Regions from separate parts of the Mus musculus genome. Here region 2 is linked to region 1. Evidence: chromatin loops called from intact Hi-C (ENCODE). Cell type or tissue: heart. All regions are shown on one strand.

Region 1 (2,500 bases):
TTGTTTTTTTGGTTTTTCAAGACAGGGTTTCTCTGTATAGCCCTGGCTGTCCTGGAACTCACTTTGTAGACCAGGCTGGCCTCAAACTCAGAAATCTGCCTGCCTCTGCCTCCCGAGTGCTGGTTTATTATGTTTAAATGTATAATTTTTAACAAGATATAGCTCAGCTGTTTAGAGCAATTGTCTTTCCAGAGGATGTTGGTTTGATTTCCAGCACCTAGAATATGGATCATAACTATCTCTAACTCCAATTTCAGGGGACCCAATCCCATGTTCTGACCAGGCATGTATGTGCTACATATATACATACAGGTAAAACATCTATATATATATGAATGGTATATATGTATATATTTGAAATACATATTAATCAGGCATGGTGGGTGACTCTTGTCTATAATCCTTGAAATACCACCATTTGGGAGACCAAGGCAGGATGACTGCTGAGAGTTAGCGGTCACCATGTACTGCACAATAAGGCTAGGTTAGTCTGGGCTGGAGTTAAAGTGTTTTAAACATCTAAAAAAAAATTATTTATTTAATGTATGTGAGTACACTGTGCTGTCTTCAGACACCCCAGAAGAGGTCATTGGATCCCATTACAGATGGTTGTGAGCCACCGTGTGGTTGCGGGGAATTGAACTCAGGACCTCTGGAAGAGAAGTCAGTGCTCTTAACCACTGAGCCATCTCTCCAGCGCAACATCTATCTATTTATTTATTTTTTAAAGATATGCTAGTGATTAATCTTTATTTGAGTCGGCCTGTGGTGTCACGTGCCTTTACTCCCAGCACTCTGTGAGTTTGAGGCCAGTATGGTCTACAAAGCAAGTTCCAAAACAGGGAAGCCCTGTCTCAAAAAATCAAAAAACAACAAAACTCCATTACTTTTGCTTAATCTCCTGAGGTTAACATCTTTACTAAGAGGTGGATCAGGTAACTTCTCAACAAGGAAAACCTGATTTAGGTTTCTTATGCCAGAAAATAACTTTTCCTTTCCTATTTGCAAAACCGGTCCGATACTAGTAGCCTTTTGGGCTAGAACACCTCTAACATCCCGTTGGCGTTCAAGGAATGGTAGTTGTTTCCTGCAGAAGAGAGTTGGGAATGCAGAAAGCAGTCCACATTTGACTACATTGAAGTCTCGTGGCCTTCAGCCGAGGACGTTCTGGGTGTCTGGCTCAGCAGCTGGCGGTTGGCGTTTTCCCGCGCAGAGGGCAGGGCGGAGCGCCAGCCTCGCAACGTGGGAGCTAGACCCACTCTCCGCCAGAACTACACCTCCCAGCAGGAACCACGCTGGTTCGCTTGGCAGGTGGCACCCATTGGTACTAACTCGGAAGCTAGCCATAAGATGCTCGAATAAGTCAGAATCAGGAGTTGTACTTAGGAGCACGCTGAGAAAAGGCGGTCGTAGAGAGTGCCTTTGCCGCGCAGCACTCTGGGAGTTGTAGTTCGCCCTCAAAACGTCTAGAAGCCAGGCTTGCTTTGAGTGGCTGCACCATGTCACGTGACGAAAGAGCCGCACGCATCGAGCATCTTGCAGTGTTTCTGAGGTCATCATAGCGCGACCGCACGCTTTAATAGTGGGTTCTCTATAGGCGGCGGATAGTACGACCCTGAAATTCTGACCACAAGCAATGTCACCATCTCCGCCGCCTCCACATAGTTCCTCTCGCTCAGCTCCCAGAGCTGTGTTAGCCAGCCGGGTAACCCCGTTCAATCTTCAAGTACTGGCTCCACCCTCTCCCGTGACGTAGGGATCACGTGACGGGCAGGGCCGCCTCTGCCGCCGCCGCCGCTTTGTAAGAGGCACATTGGCAGGTAACGAGCGGCGGCGGCGGCGGGTCCCGAGTCCAACGAGAGCAGCAGCGGTAATTGTCACCCGGTCCCCTTCATCCTGCCTCCCAGGGCCCTGAACCTTGCAGTGTATGCTTTCTGGACCTGGGCTAAGGTCTTCTGAACTCCCAGCCCCCTTTGGGATGCCCCAGCGTCTACTCGGGTGGATCGGGCCGAGCTTCCCTCGCTGGCTTCATGTTTCCGTAGTGTGTCCAGGCCTGAGCACTCTCTTTCCTCTCCCGCTCAGGTTGCCCTGTGCTTCCTGCTCCACCCCCCACCCCCCATCCTAGTTGGCCGGCCCCACCCAGCCCCAGGGGGCGCCTTCCCCTCCCCCCCCTTTGGGTTTTTATCCTGGAGGGTGTGGTTTTCTCTCCCACCTCGGTCCCTGCACGTTGGCAGGAGCTCCTCCGCCACGCTGTCGCCCCATCCGGACCACCTTTCAGCTTTCTAGTCTGGCGCCTGTCCTGGGACTGGTCTTAGTGCCCAACTTCTGCGCTCTAGTCTCTCCCCACTTAATCTGAAGGCATAGTTCAATTTTACTACTTTTCATTACTGTGGTCTTTGGTGTTAGTTGAAACTCTGTGAGTTTCCTCTTCATGCCCTATTGAAGTCTGGTGGTGTCATAGTTTATTTATTCTTTAAGGTGAGGTAAGAGTGCTTGTGAA
Region 2 (2,500 bases), 300 kb after region 1:
ACAACAAAACAATTTTATGGTTGGGGTCACCACAACCTGAGGAACTGTATTAAAGGGCTGCAGCATTAGGAAGGTTGAGAACCACTTTTGGAAGTGGATGAGCTAGAAATGATGTTAAAGTAAGAACAAAGACTATAGACCAAGGAGGCAGGGATTTCTTGAACACAGGGACTCAGCACATGCTTTGGGGCGTGTCGGTGGTAACCTAGAGCGCAGTCCCAGAGGCTAAAACTCCGAGTCACAGCTAGCCCTCACTCAGCTCTGCTTCAAATGTCCAAGGGTGTGGAAATAAGTCAGGGCGAGGAGGAGAAAACGAACAGATTCGGTTTAGAGGGCCAGTGAAGGCCTGGAGGGGAGTGACAACGTATCTGCCTAAGTTCTCCACTCTCCAAGAAGATTTTTACATTCAAGTCAAGACTGGGGCACACCAATGCAATGTGTTCTTGCACTCTTTAAACTGAGACAGGGAAAAGAACATGACCTGTACAGGCACATCCTAATAGTGGCCCATCAATCTGTCAGAAGTGCAATTGTAATTCAAGCCAATGTTGGACATTGCTGTGATTTTCAGGAAGAGCAGGCCATTATGTCAAATCTACACAGTGGGTTGTGACAAGTCGTCATCGTGGTCTTCTTCTTAATAGTAATGTTAAGAGTATGTTGTTGAGAGTAAAAGAAACCTCTGCTTCTCGGCCTCCAACCCCATCTTCCCAGACAGGATCTCACTATGTAACCCTGGATGGTCTGCAACTATGTAAACCAGGCTGGACTCCAACTCGAAAGATCCTCCTGTTTCGCCCTCCCGAGGGCTGGGATTAAAGATGTGCGCTACCATGTCTGATAGCACTGAAACATTTGGTTTACTTTAAAAACAAAAAAACTTTTCTTTTAATCTTGTGTTCCTGTTTTAGCAAGGGTGCTTTGGGGGGACAGGGACGGGATATATGCCACGTGTTTGCTGATGCCCTCCGTGGCCAGAAGAGGGCGTCAGATCGCACAGCTTTCCAGGTGGTTGTGCAAGCGAACGTGACTGCTCTGTTGAGGAGCTACTGTTCTTAAACACTTGAACTAGCGCCCCAGCTTCTCGGTTCACATTTACATTTAGGTAAATGTGTACTAATACCCCATGCAAAACGTTCCTTTTTTTTTTTTTTTTTTTTTTTTTTTTTTTTGCTGTCCACAAAATTTGAAAGCCCGGATTGACCAATACACCTTGAAGAAAATGGAAATAGCTTATACGAACAGTCAAATGAGGCTGTCTCTACCACAGGGGTAGCTCCAGGAGGGAGAGTGAGCCAACAATCAGGGAGAGAACAGGGAGGGTCTGGGAATTAGCTTACTACTCCAGGCTGACAGATGAGGTAACTGAGACTGGATCACGTCACGCACCTCAATATGGGATTTCACACCCCCTCAGGACTGGGCCCGCTGGCTGGCTGGCCCGCGCGCGCGGAACCCGCCACTCCGAGAGGTAAAGAACACACCCCTAGCACAGCGCGCAAACTCGCTGGCCTCCAGGGCCCGCTACGGAGAGTCGCCTACGCCCGGCCGGCCGGCCGTCCGCCCGCCCGCCCGCCCGCCGGACTCTGCTCCGCGCGGCCTCGGGAAGGCCGGAAGGAGCCCCGCGGGGGGCGCCAGAGGCCCACGTCCGCTCCCTTGGCGCCGGGACCCGCCCGCTCTCCTCGGAAACCCAGGGGCCGAGCCTCCCCATCCCGTGGAAGATGGAGGAGGGTTCCGTACGTGCAGCGCGCGTGGCTTGGCCCTCGCGAGCCACTGTCCCCGCGCAGCACGCACCCCACTTGCCACCGCAATGGCCCGCACCCTTCGGACTAGACTGCTAGACCCTAGGGGTCCCGCGCGGGAAACGGGACAGTACCTGAGACCGGAGGCGCCTCCGCCATCCCGTGCCGCAGCACCTCAAGCGAGCCCCGCCACCGAGCGAAGGCTGTCACCTGGTCACGTGTCCCGGATTTCCGGCGCCGAGAGACTAGTCGCTCCTACGCGCCCGGGGACAGCCAAGGGGGTGGTGCTACCTGAGCACACAGTGAAATGGCGCATTTGGGACGTCAGACAAATGCGCCGGCCCGGGTGCAAGCGGGGTTTGCGGGGGGGACACGAGTGGCTGGAGGAGACCCACCCGGACCGCAGGATCTACTGCCCCCAACTTGCGTAATTGCTTTTCGAGAGCTGCTGGGTTCTCCAGCTGCTACGCCTTTTTGTCAAGTCCTGCCATCCGCCCGGCTTCAAATGACCTTCAGCTAAGAGGCGGCCTGGAGCGGCTCACGCAGGCGACGAGGGGGGGGGGGGCGCTGTAGTAATCAAAGGGCATTGTGGAGGAAAAGACTGCAAAACAATAAAAGGTTACCTGCCAAGGGTTAGGTAGCCCACGACTTCAGGACCTGGGAGGCTGGATCGGGGGTGGGATGGGAGTGGGATGTAGTGAGTTCCAGGTCCTGGGCTACCTATCCCTGTCTGTGTAAAACGAAACACAGTATCTAAA

The links. Peaks named below come from ENCODE experiments on the same cell type or tissue, not always from the same donor. Only the 100,000 strongest peaks of a DNase experiment are listed, where the experiment ranks them.
Region 2: it touches region 1 in a loop (4-fold over the local background); 1 of 42 quality-filtered maps calls a loop at or near these places.

The regions. Positions count from the first base shown.
Region 1 is chr4:41,274,410-41,276,909 of GRCm38, reverse strand. Ubap2 (ubiquitin-associated protein 2) reads left to right here and starts at 1,775. Exons shown (of 29, transcript NM_026872.1): 1 at 1,775-1,870. In heart, no CTCF peak of the experiment used is centred here; a DNase peak (open chromatin) is centred at 1,509; H3K4me3 peaks cover 1,697 bases; H3K27ac peaks cover 1,812 bases.
Region 2 is chr4:40,970,436-40,972,935 of GRCm38, reverse strand. It overlaps Nfx1 (nuclear transcription factor, X-box binding 1), which reads right to left and starts at 1,993. Exons shown (of 24, transcript NM_023739.3): 1 at 1,877-1,993. The coding sequence starts at 1,901. In heart, a CTCF peak has its summit at 972 (motif pointing right); DNase peaks (open chromatin) are centred at 1,445 and 1,985; H3K4me3 peaks cover 1,834 bases; H3K27ac peaks cover 1,522 bases.